Regions from separate parts of the Homo sapiens genome. Here region 2 is linked to region 1. A link is a loop called in an ENCODE intact Hi-C map of the cell type or tissue named here. Cell type or tissue: IMR-90. All regions are shown on one strand. Each heading gives the region's core, and the rest is flanking DNA. Links, peaks and the distances in the headings are about the cores only.

Region 1 (10,278 bases), core at 1,785-6,784:
GCCCCTTTATACAAGTCCCTGTGTCCCAGTGGAATCGCAGCCAGCCCATCGCCGCGGGAGGGAGATTTGTTTGTGGTTTATTCGCTCATTTGTTGTTTACAGGTTTAGTCACCGTGCTTTCCACACATACGTATTAACAGTCACCCATGTGCCAGGCATCGTGTAGATGCAGGAGGAAGGATATTAAACAAAAAATTACACAAATAACGATTTTTAGGGTTGTGAAGTAATAAGTATAGTTGCGAAAAGTGCCCAAAAGACAAAGGAGAGGCCACTGTGAAAGGTGTAAGGGGAGCCAGGCGCGGCAGCTCACGCCTGTAATCCCAGCACTTTGGGAGGCTGAGGTGGGCGGATCATGAGGTTAGGAGATCAAGACCATCCTGGCCAACATAGTGAAACCCCGTCTCTACTAAAAATAGAAAAATTAGCTAGGCGTGGTGGCATGTGCCTGTAATCCCAGCTACTCAGGAGGCTGAGGCAGGAGAATCACTTGAACTCAGGAGGCAGAGGTTGCAGTGAACCGAGATTGCACCACCGCACTCCAGCCTGGCAAGACAGAGAGCGAGACTGCATCTCAAAAAAATAGAATAAAATAAAAAGCCGGCGTGGTGGCAGGTGCCTATACTATAATCCCAGCTACTGGAGAGGCTGAGGCAGAGAATCACTTGATCCCGGTAGTCGGAGGCTGCAGTGAGCTGAGATCACACCACTGCACTCCAGCCTAGACGACAGAGTGAGACTCTGTCTCAAAAAAAAAAAAAAAAAAAGGTGTGAGGGGGAGCCTGACCTATTCTGGGGCCTAGGGAAGGCTTCTGAATGTTTCCATGGAGACCTGATGGAAGGCCAAGGGAGAGGAAGGGGCAGGTGCAGCAGGAGAAGGAAGCAGAACCAATTGCGCAGGACCGTGTGTGCTGCGGAAGGGTGTCTTGTCTATGTCTTGAAAAGAAGGAACGTCTAGAAGGGTGGGTGACCTTGGGCAAGCCTTCCTCTTCTGTTAGCCTCAGTTTCCTCATCTTTTCAACAGGGACATGTTTGCCCTCCTTGCAAGGTTGTTGAAGAGCTCTTCAGTTAAGCACCTAGCACAGCACCTGCCACCTTGGAGGTGCCCAATAAGTGGAGCCATTGGCCTAATGGTTGTGACAGAGGTGGGGCAGGAATCCAGGCTGCGTGCCCAGCTCGCCTTCCAGCAGCTGCCCCTGCAGTCCCTGTCTTCTTCCAGGGCTGCTTCTAGGAGACACTGAGCCAGGAGCTGTCACTGGGCTGAACACATTGGCCCGAGTTCCAGCTCACTCTCTGCTATAGTGTTCCCCTGCTGTCATATCACTGCCCTTTGCCAGCCAGGTTAACGCAGCCTGGGAAAAGGCTGGGGTGAGTCTACAGCTACGGTCAGCCTTAGAAGCTGTTGTCCCCCCTCCCTCCTCCCACCTTCCACAGTGCCCCAGGCTCCAGCTAGATGACCTAGTCAGTCTTTGCAGATCCCTAATTCCTGTGATTAGCTGGGTAACCACGTACTCTGCAAGTGAGATGCAGGGTGGCACAGAGCTGGCAGCCCCAGGCTTGACCAGCAGTAGGACTACATCATTCTGAGAGTGCAGCCAGGTTGGACTCCCTCTCTCCTGATTCAGGGAAGGAGTCTTCCTAAAGCAGGAAGGAGCTGATCATTGATTGCATGCATGCCTGGAGCCATGCAGGATGCTTTGCTTGCTACTTGGCTTAGTTGTTTTTTGTTTTTTTTTTTTTTTTTTTTGAGACAGAGTCTCACTCTGTCACCCAGGCTGAAGTGCAGTGGTGTGATCTCGGTTCCCTGCAACATCCGCCTCCCGGGTTCAAGTAATCCTCCCGCCTCAGCCTCCCAAGTAGCTGGGACTACAGGCACACGCCACCATGCCCAGCTAATTTTTGTATTTTTAATAGAGATGGGGTTTCACCATGTTGGCCAGGCTAGTCTTGAGCTCCTGACCTCAGGTGATCTGCCTGCCTTGGCCCCCCAAAGTGCTGGGATTACAGGTGTGAGCCACCGTGTCCACCCATACCTGGCTTAGTTCTAACAACAGACCCCTGCTGTGGGTCCTGTTGGCTGCATTTTACAGATAAGTACCTGAGGCTTGAGGGTCACCCATCTGGCAAGTGACAAAAAGGCTGGATTCTATTCCAGGTCACCATGACCTTACCCAGCCCCTAACTCTGAGTGGCCGACCTTTGGGCTATGTTTTGTTGTATTTGGGATTTCATTCAGTTTCATTGTAGGAGTCCTGGAAACGAGATGGGGGAGCCTGAGCTTTGATCTCTTCCTGTGGTAGGTGGCTGCAGAAACTGCTGCCGCTCTTTCTCAGGAGTGTCCCAGGATGATCAAGCTGGAACCACCTCAGTGATGAATATGGCCATCCCCTTGTCCACATAGGGGAAACTGAGGCCCAGAGAAGGGAAGCAACTTGCCTGAGGTTACAAGGTTGGTCAGTGGAGCTGGGGCTCTCCTGGTGCCCTCCTCCATTGGCTTTCTATCTCACCCTCCCTTGCTGGCCTCTGTGCAGTCTCCACACATTGGAAGACCCCAATCTGTGTCTCCTGGACCTCTTTTCTTCATTGCATTCCCCCAGTGACCCAATCCTGAGATCCTAATTACCATCTACATGCCCACAAGTCTCAAGATCTCTAGCCCATCCCACCTCTGAATTCCAACCTATCAGTCCAGTTGCCTTCTTGGCCTCTCATTAGAGATTTAAGAGAACAGTGAACTTGATGTGTCTAAAACACAACTCTTGATTTAGCTCTGCACCCAACCCCCAGCTCTCACCCAAACCTGTTCCACCCACAGTCTTCCCGGATTTAGTAACTGTACCATCATCTACCCAGTTATTCAGGCAGAAAGCCTTGGAATTATCCTATATTTCCCCTTCCCTCATCCCCCACATCTAACCCATTAGCAAAAATATATTGTAATCTGACCCCCCTCCCCATCTCCACTTCCATCTGATGCGACACAACGTTAACTGTCCTCTTGCACCCTCCTTCGCCTTCAGGAATATATTCTCACAGCAACAGCATGCCCTCTTTAAAATACAGAACAGGCCGGGTGTGGTGGCTCACGCCTGTAATCCCAACACTTTGGGAGGCCAAGGCAGGTAGATCACCTGAGGTCAGGAGTTCAAGTCCAGCCTGGCCAACATGGCGAAACCCCATCTCTACCTAAAATACAAAAATTAGCCAGGCATGGTGTCACGTGCCTATAGTCCCAGCTACTCAGGAGGCTGAGGCAAGAGAATCACTGGAACCCGGGAAGTGGAGGTTGCAGTGAGCTGAGATCACATCACTATACTCCAGCCTGGGGGACAGAGTGAGACTGTCTCAAACAAACAAACAAACATAGAACAGGTTGTATCATTCCCCTGCTTGAGGATCCTTCAGCAACTTCCCATCATTTCAGGATGAAACCTCAACTCCTTGCCAGGGCCCATAAGGCCCTGTGAGGCCTGCCTGGGCTTCCAGAAGTTTCCATTCTCCAGTCTCATCTCCTCCTACTCAGAATGATGCAGCTTTTCCTGTTTTTTGTTCCGTGAACACCCCAAGGTTGCCCTTGCTTCAGGGCCTTTGCATGTCTCCCCTCTTCTTGGAACCCTCTTCCCAAGATTGTGGCTTGGTTGGTTCCTTATTGTGGGTGTCACTCGTTGCCTTCTCAGGCCTTCCCTGACCATCCTGTCTAGAAAGCAGCACCTCTGTGTCCTCTCGTCTCTTCCCCATAGCCCTTAACATCATCTAAAATTTTCTGCATTATCTGCCTGCTTCTGCATTGTCTTTTCTGCTCAGTGGAATGTAAGCACTGGGACTGTTTTTGGTCCCTGCTGTAGCCTCAGTGTGCCTAGCACGTAGCAGGCACTCCATGCATGCATGCTTATTGACAGAACAAACCACATGGATTAAGGGCCTAAGTTACAAACCAAGTGTCTTCGAAGTTGTTGTCCCTCAAACTCTTTTTTTTTTTTTTTTTTTTTTTGAGACGGAGTCTTGCTCTGTTGCCCAGGCTGGAGTGCAGTGGCACGATCTCAGCTCACTGCAACATCCACCTCCAAGGTTCAAGCATTTCTTCTGCCTCAGCCTCCCAAGTAGCTGGGACCACAGGCGCCCGCCACCACGCCTGGCTAATTTGTGTATTTTTTGTAGAGACTGGGTTTCACTGTGTTAGCCAAGATGGTCTGGATCTCCTGACCTTGTGATCCACCCGCCTCAACCTCCCAAAGTGCTGGGATTACAGGTGCCCGGCCTAGTAACATGAGCTCTCTTATTATTATTATTATTACTACTATTATTACTATTATTCATTTTAGAGAGAAGGTCTCTCTCTGTCACCCAGGCTGGAGCACAGTGGCATGATCGTAGCTCACTGCAGCCTGAAACTCCTGGGCTCGAGCAATGCTCCTGCCTCAGCCTCCCAAAGTGTAGTGATTATAGGTGTGAGCCACCTGTGCCCAGCCACTTATTATTTTTTAATCATTATTGTTTTGTTTTGTTTTGTTTTTGAGACAGAGTCTCGCTCTGTCGCCCAGGCTGGAGTGCAGTGGTACGATCTCGGCTCACTGCTAGCTCTGCCTCCCGGGCTCAAGCAATTCTCCTGCCTCAGCCTTGTGAGTAGCTGGGATTACAGGCATGCACCACCATGCCTGGATAATTTTTGTATTTTAGTAGAGACGGGGTTTTGCCATATTGCCCAGGCTGGTCTCAAATTCCTGACCTTAGGTGATCTGCCTACCTCACCCTCCCAAAGTGCTGGGATCACAGGCAGGAGCCACCACGCCCAGCCAATCATTATTTTTATTACCACCACTATCATCATCAGTTTGACTCCTGGAAGAGGCAGCTGTTGATTCCTCTCTGCCTTCAAGTAATAATACTTACGCCACTTTTCACATTCAGTGCCCTTCAGTGGCTTCCTGTTTCACTCAAGAAAAGGAGAAAACCCCACCTACCTATCCAGCAACATGTGAGCCTCCACCTACCTCTCCAGCCTCATCTTGCATGCTCTTTCCTGTTGGTCACCGCCCTGCAGTCGTACCAGCCTCACTGCAGTTCTTCATGTGATTTATGTTCATCCCACACCAAGCACTCTCCCTGGAATATGCTTTCCCTCCATCTTCACCTGGTGAATGCCTACTCTTCCTTCTTTCGATCTCAGCTCGGCCATTACTATCTCAGCCTTCCATGACCTCCGACTAGGGGAACCCTCCTTATATCACACTCTCAGAGTAACATGTGCCTCTGCTGTAGCCTTCATCACAGCCGTCAGTTTACACTTATTCCTTCAACTTGAATTAATGTCAGCCTTTTCTAATCAACACTAAGCTCCACAGGAACAGAGACCATATCATTCTTTGCTCACCTTGGTACTCCTAACGTTAGAACAGTGCCTTGCACATAGAAGATATCTCGTAAATAATAAATGAATGAATGAGTAATGAGAAAGCCTTTGGGTTAGACGGTCATCCTTCAGACCAAGCCCAAAACTTCCCCAAGAGAAAATCTGCTGCCTTTGAATAAAACCAGCCTTTCTCACTGGCCTCCTGCCATGGGACAGAAACAGCCTTCTTGACTTCCAGTGAGTTCTGCCGGCTAGAGACGTGACCTTGGGTGGTCACAGGGTACCCGTGGAGTAGGAAAAGCCTTTGTCCCTCTAAGCTGAGATAGAAACTGGATATGAAACCACAATGCAATGGAGAAGTCTGTCTCATTTCCTGAGCTCAGCCATTTCTCAGTGCCAGGCACTTTCAGCTCTTCCTTCCCTCTTCAAACAGGGTCACTTACCGTGTCCTGATGGTGGAATCCTCTACTTTGGTTTTTCTGGCCAGCAGTGTTTTCTTTAATGGGTTGGAGCAAAGGTTCTCAAAGGCCTACAGACCTGGGCCAGTCCCCCACAGAGTCAGCACCAGGACATGGTGAAATCAGAGAAACAGGGACAAAGTCGGGAGTTTTTATGAAGATAAATTAATTCTGAAATTGTCTGCCCTACTTTTTTCTGTGTCAGGATGCCCTTTCTTTTATGAAACAAGGGTGCTAGGAGTTGGCCATTTTTTTCAGTGTCCTTGTTTGTCAAAATCACCTATTTAATTTTCTTTTGAAATTTACTGGTCTGTGGACAGTGGCTGAGCCAGGATGAGAACTTGGATTTTGTAGTTCCAGGTTTGCAGTCTCTCCCCTCTGCCACCCCTCCCTGGAGAGGATCAGATGCAGGGGAGACAGGACGGCTGGCTGTAAATTATTGACGGGCTGCCATGTGGAAGAGGGGAAGCACTGGTTCTGTAACCAGGGAGCAGAGTCAGGGTCACTGGGTAGCAGTTTCAGAGGGGCATATTTCAAGTGGGTTAGAATAAACTCTTTGACAGGCAGGAATTCAACAATAGAATGGGCTACCCCACCCATGGTGGCCAGGCACAGGTGTGGCAGCCATATTTGGGCTGTTGGAGGGACTATCCCCGCCTGCGGGTACTGGTTAAGGATTTTGGCCTTGGATTCAAATCGACCTGGGTTTCAGCACTAGTTTTACCACTTTTTATCTGTGTGACCCGGGGCAAATCAGTTTCCTGCTGTTTAAAATGGGGGTAAATCACGCCTCCCTCAGAGTCCTGTGAGGATTGAAAGAAGGGGTGCCAGCCGGGCACAGTGGCTCACGCCTGTAATCCCAGTGCTTTGGGAGGCCAAGATGGGAGGATTGCTTGAGCTCAGGAGTTTGAGACCAGCCTTGGCAACATAGTGAGGCCTCGTCTCTACCGCTACTATTAATAATAAACTAGCTGGGCATAGTGGCATGTGCCTGAAATCTCAGCTACTCGGAAGGCTGAGGTGGGAGAATTGCTTGAGTCCAGGAAGTCAGCTGCAGTGAGCCAAGATCGTGCCACTGCACCCCAGCCTGGGTGACAGAGTGAGACCCTGTTTCAAAAATAAAAGAAAGAAGGGGTGCCCAGGCCACAAAAGGGCATTTTGTGAGATGTGGGCACATTCCTGGCACATCTGTCTCCAGGGAGTTTACTAATTCCTGGGGAATAAGGAATGCCACTCTCTGGTGGAGAGGAAGAGACTCACAGAGAAAAACAGTTTATGAGGCCGTGTGCGGTGGCTCACGCCTGTAATCCCAGCACTTTGGGAGGCCGAGGCGGGAGGATCACCTGAGGTCAGGAGTTTGAGACCAGCCTGGCCAACATGGGGAAACCCCATCTCTACTAAGAATACAAAAATTAGCCAGGTGTGGTGGCTCATGCCTGTAATCCCAGCTACTCGAGAGGCTGAGGCACGAGAATCGCTTGATTCCAAACATTCATTCATCCATATACCCATCCATCCATACACCTACTCATCCAACTCGTGTTCATCCAAACATCCATCCATCCATCCATCCATCCATCCATCCATCCATCCATCCATATATACATCCATCTATCCATTCATGCATCTATACATATACCTATTGATCAAATTCTTGTCCATCCATCCATCCACCTATTTATCCAACTTCTGTTCATCCAAACATCCACCTATCCATCTATCTACCCATCCATCCATTCATGCATGCATGCATCCATCCATACATACATACATACACTCACTCATCCGTCTATATACCCATCCATCCATGTATCTATTTATCTAATTCCTGTACATCCAAACATTCATTCATCCATATACCCATCCATCCATACACCTACTCATCCAACTCATGTTCATCCAAACATCCATCCATCCACCCATCCATCCATCCATCCATCCATCCATCCATCCATGTTTCAAGCAGAGAACAAGACAAAATCACTGCATTCATGAAGCTTAAATTGAGTGAGGCAGGGCTTGCAGATATAAATCAAATAATAGTAAATAAGGGTAAAATTGTGACAATGATAAGTGCTACAGACATAAAGGGCACATGGTGCTAGGAGAGTCCATCACAGGGCAATCTGACCTAGTCATGAAGGTCAGCAAAGGCTCTCCAAGTGACCATAGAACTGAGAACTACAGGGTAAGCAGGATTAAGTAGAAGAATTGGGGAGGAAAAAATGTTCAGGAAGAGAGGGAAGGGCACGCACAGGGCAAGATAAAGTTGGGAAGTAGGCCTGACCATGCAGTGCTCTTGGGCATGCTGAAGATTTTGATTTTGATTCTTAGAGGTTCTAAGCAAGGAGCAGGTGACAGGATCAGATTTGTATTTTTAAGAGATTATTTTGGCTGTGGTTACAGAAGATGGAAGCGGGGGATGGGATGAGCAAGTGTGAAAGCCGGAGGCCTGTGGGAAGCCAATGTAGATGTCCAGGAAATTCATGATGGAACCTTGGACTGGGGAGGTGATGGGGGGAGGGGAGGAGTGGATGGACTTGAGGGCCATTTAGGAGATAAAATGGACATGATTGGGCCATGGGTTTTGTGGGAAGGATAAGGGTGAGGGAGTTATCTAGGATGACACCCAGGTTTCTGGATAAAACTGTTGCCAGGCAACAGAGAGAAAGCCAGAAGGGAGTGGGGAAGGGGTGGGACACATTTTCCCTTGCAGTTGTTTTTATGCCCATGTTTGCAAAATAAAGGGTGTTGGAGGTGTGGGCGTGCACAGCTCCCTGACTGCCCACCCAAGGATAAGAAGACTGGTTTAAGAAGATTGCATGTTGCAGGGTAAAGGGAGCTAGGTCTTCTACTCTGGGCTCTGCATGCAGGTAACTGTGTGATTTCACTCCCCTGGCCCAGGACTCTGAAACAGACATCCCTCCTTGTCTGGCAATTTCATGGCAAAAAGCAGCCTGAGTCGTATTTGTCCACTCATGCTATTTACAGGACTCCTCCTTGGGAAGTTATTTCTTGTAGATCCACTTTATCCAGAGCCTGAAGGTGAAAAATCATCAAGTCTAGAATGTGAGATCTGAAAGGAATCACAGAGCCCATTTTCCCAATCTTCTAATTTTACACTGGGGCAGCCCCCGTGTCTGACCCATGTCTCTATGCTACTCTACTACCTTGCCTACAGGAAGAGAGGTTAAGGAGTTTGTCCAAAGCCACAAAGCTATTGGGCATAAGGAGGTGACCCCACATTCCTTTTCTTACTTTGGGGGTGGGGATTCTTCTGCAGCCTGCAGTTATTTCCTAGGACAGTGGGGCTAGGTAGAGCTGTGGCGATGAGCTAAGATCATAGACACAGGTGATGCTGAGCATCTGGGGGAATAATTCATCTGAAGCTGTGCCCTGCTGAGTTGGAGTCCTTTCTGACTCTTTAAAGATGCCTCTTGTCATGCACCCAGTCGTGACTCCTGAATATCCTCCTGGGGTTGCAAGATGCTCTTTGCAAAAAAAAAAAAAAAAAAAGGAATGCAGAAAACCCAGCCCACCCCCTGAAAATGAGACATAGAGACAAAAAACATGGTTTGAACCTCACTGCTTAGGTTTCCATGGTGGCTCCACTCTGCTGCCCTTCCCATTGGCTAGGTGTCCTGCTCCAGCTTTAGCAACAGAGACTCAGATACTCATCTCCTTCCTGATTGGCCAGGCTGTGCTGCAGTGCCATGGCAACAGAGGCAGGGGGACCAGTCTCTGCAGAACAACTTGAGTCACCATCTACCTGGGGTGGGCTGAGATCCAGAGAACTGCCTGTGGGGGATGGAAAGGGGAACAGGTAGCCCCCACCTAAGCTCACAGTCAGGTGGGAACCTCCCCGCCACCAGTTGCCCAGGGGTTTTGGAGGCTGGCGGGCTTCTCCTCCTCATCTTGTCTACCCTGTATCTTGCAGCTTCTTCCAGCCTTTTCTTGCTCCATGGGTCCTGTCTCCCTCAGAAGAAAAATCACACCACTAGCAGTGCCAGAGTTTAACTCATTCGCCCAAAGTCGTGCAAGTTACTAATAAAGGCCAGGGTTTGAACTCGTATTTATATTGCCTGGTTTAAAGGCTTTAGAGGGGCTTTGCTAGAGAATCCAGGGGTCCTCTCAGTTTTAATATCTATCCCCTTTTTATTCACCAAACAGCAAATGCATTTCAAAGCAGTCTTTCATCTAAATTATCTCATCATCTCAACAACCCTATGAGTTCGGTAAGTCAGAGATTAATGACCCATTTTATAGATGAGGACACTAGAGCCCAGAGAAGGCAAATTATTTGTTCCATGACACACAGCACATTAGTGCCAGAGCCGGGCCTTTAACCCAGGCCTTCTGAATCCTTGTCAGAGGTCTACCTTCCAAACCACTGACCTATCTATACCAGGGGGGTTCCAGGAGGGTTGGAGGCCCTCTGAGGGCTTCTCTGAGTGGTCTCCTCTGTTACAG
Region 2 (10,278 bases), core at 1,844-6,843, 98 kb after region 1:
TTTTTCATCAAGTAGAATGAGTTTTTTTTAAATGAAGCAGCTAAATTAATACTGAATTGACAAAAGTTCACTATTTTTATACAGTTCAATTTTTTTACTTTCAATATGATTGTTTCTAAATGTAATTTATTTGTTTTTCATCAGATGAGTCACATTTACACTCACTTAAAAATTTTATCCTTACTGGAATTGCTTATTTTTACCCTGAATGTAGTGATTGCTTCTGTTTCACGCCAGGTGTTCTGTGGATGGAATCTGAGGCCAGCTAGCTCAAAAACCAGCCTCAAAAATCCTGTGGTCCCAACTGTTGGTGGGGAGTGGCTGGGGCTAAGGTGGGAGGATCACTTGAGCCCAGGAAGTGGAGGTTGTAGTAAGCCAAGATTGCGCCACTGTGCTCAGCCTGGGTGACAGAGCAAGACCCAGTCTCAAAAGAAAAAAAGAAGTAGGGGTGCAAAATGAAAAAGAAAAACATAGTCCTGGCCAGACGTAGTGGCTCACGCCTATAATCCCAGCACTTTGGGAGGCCACGGCAGGTGGATCACCTGAGGTCAGGAGTTTGAGACCAGCCTGGTCAACATGGTGAAACCCCGTCCCTACTAAAAATACAAAAATTAGCCAGGCATGGTGACGGGCACCTGTAATCTCAGCCACTTGGGAGGCTGAGGCAAGAGAATTGCTGGAACCTGGGAGGCGGAGGTTGTAGTGAGCTGAGATTGTGCCATTGCACTCCAGCCCGGGCCAACAACAGCAAAACTCCATCTCAAACAAACAAACAAACAAACAAACTATAATCCCTGCCTTTCAGGAGCTTAAAAACCCAAGCATGTACTTAATGGTCATGGGTTTTTTTTTGAGATGGAGTCTCGCTCTGTCACCCAGGCTGGAGTGCAATGGTGTGGTCTCGGCTCACTGCAACCTCTGCCTCCCTGGTTCAAGTGATTCTCCTGCCTCAGCCTCCCGAGTAGCTGGGATTACAGGCGCCCACCACCATGCCTGGCTAATTTTTGTATTTTTAGTAGAGACAGGGTTTCACTATGTTGGCCAGCTGGTCTCGAACTGCAGACCTTGTGATCCGCCAGCCTCGGCCTCCCGAAGTGCTGGGATTACAGGTGTGAGCCACTGTGCCCGGCCATGGGGGGTTTTCCTTCCAGGATGAGAAAAATGTTTTAGATGGAGATGGCAGTTTCACAGCACTGTGAGTGTGCTAAGTGCCACTGTTCACTTTACAATGGTTAGTTTTATGTTATGTGCATTTCACCTCTTTTTCTTTTTTGAGACAGAGTTTTGTTGTGTCACCCAGGCTGGAGTGCAGTATCATGATCTTGGTTCATTGCAACGTCTGCCTTCCAGGTTCAAGTGATCCTTCTGCCTCAGCCTCCTGAGTAGCTGGGACTCATCTCATTTTTATAAACAAATAAATAACACATGCACACAGCACTGGACCAGGAGATGACCAAAATTAAATTCCCCACCCAGATAACTTCTTCCCAACCTGTTGACTGGTCCTAAGTTTCATGGGCTTCATTCATTGTTCAATGTGTCATTTAAAAAGGATTAAAAAGTGAATTTATTTCACCATCAAAAGAATACTCTCCCATCTAATGGCTAAGCCTGATAATTCTGCACTGAGAAACTCATTCATTCATTCATTCATTCATTTATTCAGAATATCCACTCTGCCAGGCACTGGGGTTGCAGACTTGAGTACAACACCATCTCTGCTTCAGAGGCCCTCTCGGTCAATCAGGGAAAGTTTACATATGACATGCGCACACGGTTCCCTGTGCAGGAATGCTTCCCTCTTAGCTTTTGCTAGGCAAACTCTTGCAATCCTTTAATCTCAGCTTGAGAGCTTGAGTGTCTTCTGAGATACTTCCTAACCTGCACTACACCCCTAACCTAGATAGCTCAAAGATCCCTGCTCTCATCCTTCCTAAACTTTTCCTAATTTTCAATTTACAGGTATTTGTATAACTATACTTTTAATATCTATGCTCCCCACTAAACTATAAGCTTCATGAGGACAGTGCCAGGCTCTCTTAGCCATCACTGTGCCTAACACTGGGCTAGCACATAATAGATGCTCAATAAATATTAGCTGTGTGAATAAATGAATTAAAATAATGAACATAAACCACTATAATGTGAAAAATGCTGTGATAGTGAGGCAAGGTGAGGCAGAACATGGCTAACTTGTCTAACACGTCTTGCTGAGGGAGGTAGAGAGAGAGAGGCAAAAGAGACAACCATTAAGAGAGAATATTTGCATTGAGTCTTAAGGGGTAAGTAGGAGTTTCTGAGTCAACACAGTTGGGAAAAGGTATGAAGATGTCAGAACATGTGGTATATGTATTCAGAGAACTGGAAGTGCTTGTGGTCTGCATGGCTGGGCAGAACAGCAGGAGATAAGGCCAGAGATGTGGGTAGAAACTGAACCACCAGGGAGGTTGGCCAGTTTGCTAAGCATACTGGAATTCATCCCATCGAACACTGAGGAGTGAGCCAGAAAAGGAAAGGTTTCTAACCTAAGACTCATGGATGGACCCCCTCAGAGGGGGTTTCAGACATTCATTTATCCCTAAAACTCTATGCACAATTGCCATATTTGTGTTTTCTTGCAAAGAGGGCCCATGGTTTCTATTAGATTCTCAGAAAGATCAGTGACCCCAAAATAGGTTAAGAACAACCACCAGCCAGGCACAGTGGCTCACGCCTGTAATCCCAGAACTTTGGGAGGCAGAGGTGGGCAGATCGTTTGAGCTCAGGAATTCAAGACCAGCCTGGGCAACATAGTGAAACCCACCTCTACAAAAAATACAAAAATGAGCCATGTGTGGTGGCACACACCTGTAGTCCTAGCTACTCAGGAGGCTGAGGTGGGAGGACCATTTGAGCCCAGGAGGTAGAGGCTGCAGTGAGCCGTGATCATGCCACCACCACCCTCCTTGGGCATCTTAATCAGAAAATCCCACCCCCACCCCAATCTGTGACTTTCATAGTACTCATAACAAAATATAAATGTATTGTTTATTTATTTGCTTACTTGTTTATTGTCTGTCCTCTCCACTATAAGACAAGCTCTGTGAGGTCTAGGACTTTTTCTTATTCACTGCTCTATTTCCAGTGCCTAGCACACATGGCGTGGAACTTATAGCAGCTCAATAAATCCTTGCTGACAATAAATCTTATTGTAGGTATTTTTTTCATTGTGGTAAAATACACATAACATAAAATTTACCTTCATAACCATCAAGTATCCACTTCAGTGGCATTAAATACATTCATACTGTTGTGCTACCATCTCCACCACCCATCCACAGAACTCCCTTCATCTCACAAAATGGAAACTCTGTACTGTTTAAACAATACATATTAAAACAATAACTCCCCAATCTCCCACCCCCGCCCTACCCCAGTTGCCCCTGGTAACCACCATTCTACTTTCTGTCTCTATGAATCTGACTAACTCTAGGTACCTATTATAAATGGAATCACATAGTATTTGTTCTTTCATCACTGGCTTATTTCACTTTGCATAATGTCCTCAAGGTTCGTCTATGTTTTTTTTTTTTTTTTTTTTTTTGAGATGGAGTCTCACTCTGTCGCCCAGGCTGGAGTGCAGTGGCGCGGTCTTGGCTCACTGTAAGCTCTGCCTCCTGGGTTCACGCCATTCTCCTGCCTCAGCCTCTTGAGTAGCTGGGACTACAGGCACCTGCCACCACGCCCAGCTAATATTTTGTATTTTTAGTACAGACGGGGTTTCAACGTGTTAGCCAGGATGGTCTCGATCTCCTGACTTCGTGATCCGCCCACCTCTGCCTCCCAAAGTGCTGGGATTACAGGCATAAGCCACCGCGTCCGGCATCCATGTTAAAGCATGTGTCCAAATTTCCTTCCTTTTTAAGGCTGAATAATATTCCACTGTATGTATATACCACATTTTGCTTATCTATTCACCTGTTGATGGACAATTGGGTTGCTTTCACCTTTTGGCTATTGTGGATAATGCTGCTATGAACATGGGTGCATAGGGATTTTTAGTCCTTTTTGAAAGCAAGGTAATCACAGAATTGGTGGGCGGATGGACAGATACATGGTTACATGGATGGATGATAAATGAATGGATGGGTAGGTAGACGGATGGATGGATCGATGGGTAGATGAATAATAGATGGATAGATAAATGAAAGCACTCCGAACTGAGAATTAGGAGAGCTGTTTCCTGTCCTGGATGTGATACTTTTCACATGTATGACACACCAGGCATCAGAGATACTGTGAGGTAACAGTGATCCCATTGTAACAATGGCAGTAGTAGTGAGTTAAGAGGAGTTTCAAAATATTTATAAAGATGAGTAACTCTGTGATAATTCATGATCACAGTTGGCATGTGTCAGTAAAAGGATTGTGTACTAGAACTTAAGGTATTGCTGACTAAGGAGAATGGGGTTTCCCTGTGTGATAACCCTGGGAAAGAAGAGAGTGACTCATGTTGGGTAAAACCACATTGAGTACCAAATATAGAACAACTGGAACATTAGTCAAAAGAACATAAACAGTATCAATGAAAATTCAGGAGCTTGCACCACAGAGGATACTGGCAGTGAATGAGTACAAATGCCAAAGAAGCTTGTATAAATGAAGAGTGCAGAGAGAGGAGATCTTGAGGATATTGAGCTCTGTGCTGAACTGGCCCACAGGATTTGCTCAAACATAGTCTCACCATCCATGGCAACTATAAGAACCAATCTCAACAGAAAAAGGAAAGAAAACATAAAGCTTATATAGAAAGAAATACAAATGGCACACAAACATATTGAAATATACCAAATCTCTCTCTAATAAGATAAATGCAATCAAAACTACAGTGAGATACTATTTTTTACTTACTAGACTGGAAAATATCATAAACAAATTGATGACACATTACGTTGTGAGAGGAAACATGTACTCTCACACATTCACTGTGGGGAGCATCAATTGGTACCACCTGTAACAGTAATTTGAGAACATCTATCAAAATTATATCAAGAGAATGAGAAGATAAGGCACAAAGTGGGAGAAAATATTTGCAAAATATGTACCTGACAAATGACTATTATCCAAAATATGCAAAAAAACCTCTTAAAACTTAACAATAAGAAAATTAACAACCTAATTTAAAAATGAGCAAAAATCTGAATGTCTAGACACCTCACCAAAGAAGATATATAGATGGCAAATAAACATATGGGGAGATGCTCGATGTTATGTAATTAGAGAATTACAAATTAAAACAAAAATGAGATGCCACTATACACCTATTAGAATGGCCCAAATCTAAAACTTGACAACACCAAATGTTGACAAGGATGTAGAACAACAGGAACTCTCATTCACTGTGAGAATGCAAGATGGTACAGCTACTTTGAATAAAAGTGTGGCATTTCCTTCCAAAGCTAAACACAGTCTTTCTATGCATACAATCCAGCAATCGTGCTCCTTAGTAAATGAGTTAAAAACTTATGTCCACACAAAAACCTGTACATAAATATTTATAGCAGCATTATTCATAATTGCCAAAACTTGAAGCAACCAAAATGCAAAATGTCCTTCAGCAGGTGAGTGGATAAATATACTATGGTATATCCATACAACAGAATATCATTCAGTGCTAAAAAGAAATGGCCTATCAAGCCACGAAAAAACATGGAAGAACCTTAAATGCATATTACTAGATGAAAAAAGCCAACTGGAAAAGGCTACCTACTACATCATTCCAATTATATGACATTCTGGAAAATACAAAACTACAGAGGCAGTAACAAGATCAGTGGTTGCTAGGGGCTAAGTGGGGAGGATGGGGTGAATAGACAGAACACAGAGGATGTTTAGGGAAGAAAAGCTACATTGTGCATGATTCTATAATGATGAATGCATGTCACTGTACGTTTGTCAAAACTCATAAAATGTACAACAGCAAGAGTGAACCCTAATCTAAACTATGGACTTTGGGTGATAACGAAGTGTAAATGTAGATTTATCAATTGTCAAAGGTACCACGCTAATGTTGGATGATAGTGGGAGAGGCAGGGCATGGGGTTGGCAGGGGTATATGGGAACTCTTTTTACTTTCCACTCAATCTTGCTCTGAACCTAAAACTGCTCTAAAAGAATAAAGTTCATTTTTAAAAAATTATACATTCACATATCCTTTGACCTAACTATTTTACTTCTAAGAATGTATGCTACAGGCTGGACATGGTGGCTCATGCCTGTAATCCCAGCAGTTTGGGAAGCCAAGGTGGGTGGATCTCCTGAGGTCAGGAGTTTGAGATCAGCCTGGCCAACATGTTGAAACCCCATCTCTACTAAAAATACAAAAATTAGCCCGCTGTGGTGATGTGTGCCTGTAGTCCCAGCTATGTCAGAGGCTGAGGCAGGAGAATCACTTGAACCTGGGAGGTGGAGGTTGCCCTGAGCCAAGATTGCGCCACTGCATTCTAGCCTGGGTGACAAGAGCAAAACTCCATCTCAAAAAAAAAAAAAAAAAAAGGAATTTATGCTATAGATTGGCTCATGTAAGGGCAAAATGACCTACACTCGAAGTTATTTATTATGGCACTATTTGTAATTGAAAAAGATTAGAAACAATATAAGTATCCATCCACGAAGCACTAGTATATATTACAATATATCCACTTAATTGAATAATACTATCCAGCTATTTTTAAAAAGGAAAACGCTTGTGTATTGATATGGATTGATCTCAAAGATAGTTTGTTGGATTCAAAAAGTAAAGTGTGGCCAGGCGCAGTGGCTCACGCCTGCAATCCCAGCACTTTGGGAGGCTGAGGTGGGCCAATCACCTGAGGACAGGAGTTCGAGACCAGCCTAGCTAATATGGTGAAACCCCATCTCTACTAAAAATACAAAAATTAGCCAGGTGTGGCAGTATGCGCCTGTAGTCCCAGCTACTTGGGAGGCTGAGGCAGGAGAATCGCTTGAACCCAGGAGGCAGAGGTTGCAGTGAGCTGAGATTGCGCCACTGCACTCTGGCCTGGGTGACAGAGCATGACTCCATCTCAAAAAAAAAAAAAAAGTTAAGTGTGCAAAGCAACATATAGTATGCTAACATTAGTGTAGAACATGAGGAGGTAGAGGAAGAATATAGGTACATATTTGCTTATATGTACATTTAAAAATCTCCTGAATACACAAGAAATTGACAAAATTGATTGCTTTCAGGGAAAAAATTTGGATGACTGAGAGGCTTTCTCTCTCTATATGCCTATGTACCTTATGAACCATGTGAATGTATTATTTACTGCATCAATAGATGTTAGGAGGAACGGAGGGGAAAAATGATAAAAAGGAAAAGAAGAAGAACAAACACGACTCTAGGATCACTGGCTATCCAAGCAGTAAGGGACCCTAGCAATCTTCTAGCTTGACTCCATAATACATTCACTGACTCCACAAATACATCTTGAGTGACTCATATATGCCTGACACTTCCAGGTGCTATAGATAGCAAGTTGCAAAGGTATAGGGGTAAACAATCTAATGGAGAAAGACCTTACAGTTTATCAGTAAGAAACTGAAGCCCAGAGAAAGAACAGGCCTTGGCCAAGATAACCAGAGACTTGGTGGGAGAGCTAGGGCTGAAACCCAGGTCTGCAGTCTGTTTGGTTTTATTACCTATTCTGGGCTTAAAGTACAGCAAAGGAAATGGACTTCATAATGCAGTCAATGTTTATGAGCATAATGATAACTGAACCACAAAACTGGCTTTCCTCTCCTACATCTACTTTCTAATCATCATAGTCACAGCCAATGGAAAGACCTTTCAGTACTAATTAACACTATTTCATCCTCTACCTACAGAAACTATTATGTAGGAGTCATTATAAATAAATACGCATGCACACACATCTTTCTGAATGATGGTTCATCTGTCCCTGCTGAGACACGAAAAATGGTAAGACAAAGCATTAAGGCAGATACTCAGAGAATGATCTTCTGTTTGGGAATAGGGAAAAGAACCGAATCCACTGTCAACTGTCCCTGATCCCTGGGATTTTCTAAGGGTCTCAGTCAAACTCCTCAACAGGGTTTTTCCAAGTTTGGGAAATCTTACCAGGAAGTAAGAAAAGAGGAGTGTCATTCTCATTACCTTGAATGACAAAGAGCAACAATTAACCGCCTGGGGTGTAGCCTAATGTATCCAATTAACTTTGATTTCAGTATTATATAACACACATGAAAATGGAACCATATACACACAAACACATATATAAACACTCCTATAAATATATGCCCACTTAGACATGTACACAATTATCAACTCCAAAACACAGAATAAAAGTCTGAGATGAAAAGCCATCAGTTCTAAAGCCATGATTATCCAAATATGAAATCATAAAATCTCTGTCTTTGGAGTGATTCTATATTGGAAAAGGGGCTGCCGATTGAACTCCAGCTTCAGTTTGGCTCTGATGGGTAGGGGTAAAGAGGAATAGATCCTTACTGAGATATCAATTGCTGATGGGAGAGAGAAGATGATTCAGGGTTGTGCTTGAAAAGAGCCAAGAAGTCAAATTGAGATTTTTTTATATGGGCTTAGGCTGTGAGTCCCAGCACAGGGCCTTTTTTTCCCCCTTTTTTCTTAGAGATAGGGTATGGCTCTGTCACCCAGGCTGGAGTGCAGTGGCAGAATCATAGCTCACTGCAGGCTCAAACTCCCAGGTTCAAGTGATCCTCCCACCTCAGCCCCCCAAGTAGCTGGGACTGCAGGTGTGTGCCACCATGCCCACCTAATTTTTTTATGTTTTACTTTTTGTAGAGACAGTCTTGCTATGTTGCCCAGTCTGGTTTTGAACTCATGGCCTCAAGCAATCCTCCTGCCTTGGCCTCCCAAAGTGCTGGAATACAGGCATGAGCCACTGCGCTCAGCCAGGCCTCATTTTTAATGGAAGACCACTTGCAAGGCCCATTTTCTGTGCTTTCCAAACAGAAGTCATCCTGGGTCTCAATTTAATCTCTTGTTTTGACTCATCCTGAGTCACTCACTGCTTGCTTCCCACTCCTAGTCCTTGAGAAAGCACCTGGTCTGCAATGGCTTCCTTCAGTGCAAAGTATACTCCAAAGTCATTGTGCCATGTGGAAAGAGTATGGGTTCTATGGGGCAAAGGCCTCTTTATACTGCAACTGTTATTAACATTGTGATTACCCTCATACATGCCTGATATGGGAGAACTGCTTGTACTTCTTGAGCACAGGTAGCTGCTGGTGAGGGTCCTTGAGGGCCAGTTCCTTTAATACCTGAGTCAGGCATACATCAGGTTTTGGATTTCTACAACCTCCAAGAATAACAGACTCTTCACACTGAAAAGGGTTAAGAGCATTCAACCAATCCCCTCATTCTGCAGTGAGGAAACTGAGACCCAAGGAGTAAGAGTGACTTGTCCACATTTATGCCCTGGTCTCTGAGTTCCTAATCCAATGCTCTGCCATCTCTAAAAACATTGTTCATCACGCCTGTAATCCTAGCACTTTGGGAGGCCGAGCTGGGCAGATCACTTGAGCCCAGGAGTTCGAGACCAGCCTGGGCAACATAGTGAGACCTCATCTCTATTTTATCAAAAATAAAACAAAACATTGTTTAAAAAAAAAAACTCCTACAATTTCTTCTAAATCTTAACCTACATCTACCCTGTGACTCAGCCTTTCCACTCCTAAGTATTTACTCAGGAAAAATGAAAACATATATCCACAAAAGACTTGTACACCAATGTTCATAGCAGTTTTATTTCAAGTAGCCAGAAACTAGATACAACCCAAATGTTCATTAGCAGGTAAGTGGACAAACAAAATGTAGTGTATCAACTCAATGGAATACTACTCATCAATTAAAAAACAGAACAAGCTACTGATGCATACAATGTGGATGAATCTCGTAGATACTGAATTGAGAAAATAAGTCAAACATAAAAGAGTACACACTGTATTATTCCATTTATATGCAGCTCTATAACAGGCAAAACAACTTAGTCTATGGTGATAGAAAACAGAGTAGTTGTGGGAGGCAGGAGAGGGATGATTGGCTGCAAAGGGGTATGAGAGAACTTTCTAGTGTTCTGTCAATGTTCTACATCTTGATTGAGATGGTGGTTATGTGGGTATATTTGTCAAAACTCACCAGACTGGGTGTGGTGGTTCATGCCTGTAATCCCAGTACTGTGGGACGTTGAGGCAGGTGGATCACCTGACCTCAGGAGTTCAAGACCAGCCTGGGCA

Evidence for each region. A loop is a pair of places that touch in the nucleus more often than their neighbours do. Peaks named below come from ENCODE experiments on the same cell type or tissue, not always from the same donor. Only the 100,000 strongest peaks of a DNase experiment are listed, where the experiment ranks them.
Region 2: it touches region 1 in a loop (9-fold over the local background); 1 of 110 quality-filtered maps calls a loop at or near these places.

Annotation. Positions count from the first base shown.
Region 1 is chr22:31,917,705-31,927,982 of GRCh38, forward strand. LOC105372998 (a long non-coding RNA gene) reads right to left here. Exons shown (of 3, transcript XR_001755494.2): 2 at 9,395-9,606; 3 at 7,591-8,847. LOC124905102 (a long non-coding RNA gene) reads left to right here and starts at 9,570. Exons shown (of 2, transcript XR_007068064.1): 1 at 9,570-9,658; 2 at 9,746-9,880. RefSeq lists a silencer at 9,406-9,606. In IMR-90, for the core only: no CTCF peak of the experiment used is centred there; no DNase peak of the experiment used is centred there; H3K27me3 peaks cover 333 bases.
Region 2 is chr22:32,015,915-32,026,192 of GRCh38, forward strand. The region is part of intron 4 of LINC02558 (long intergenic non-protein coding RNA 2558); the gene reads left to right. Among named protein-coding and RNA genes, the nearest start is that of SLC5A1, 22 kb to the right of the region's middle. In IMR-90, for the core only: no CTCF peak of the experiment used is centred there; a DNase peak (open chromatin) is centred at 4,457; H3K27me3 peaks cover 171 bases.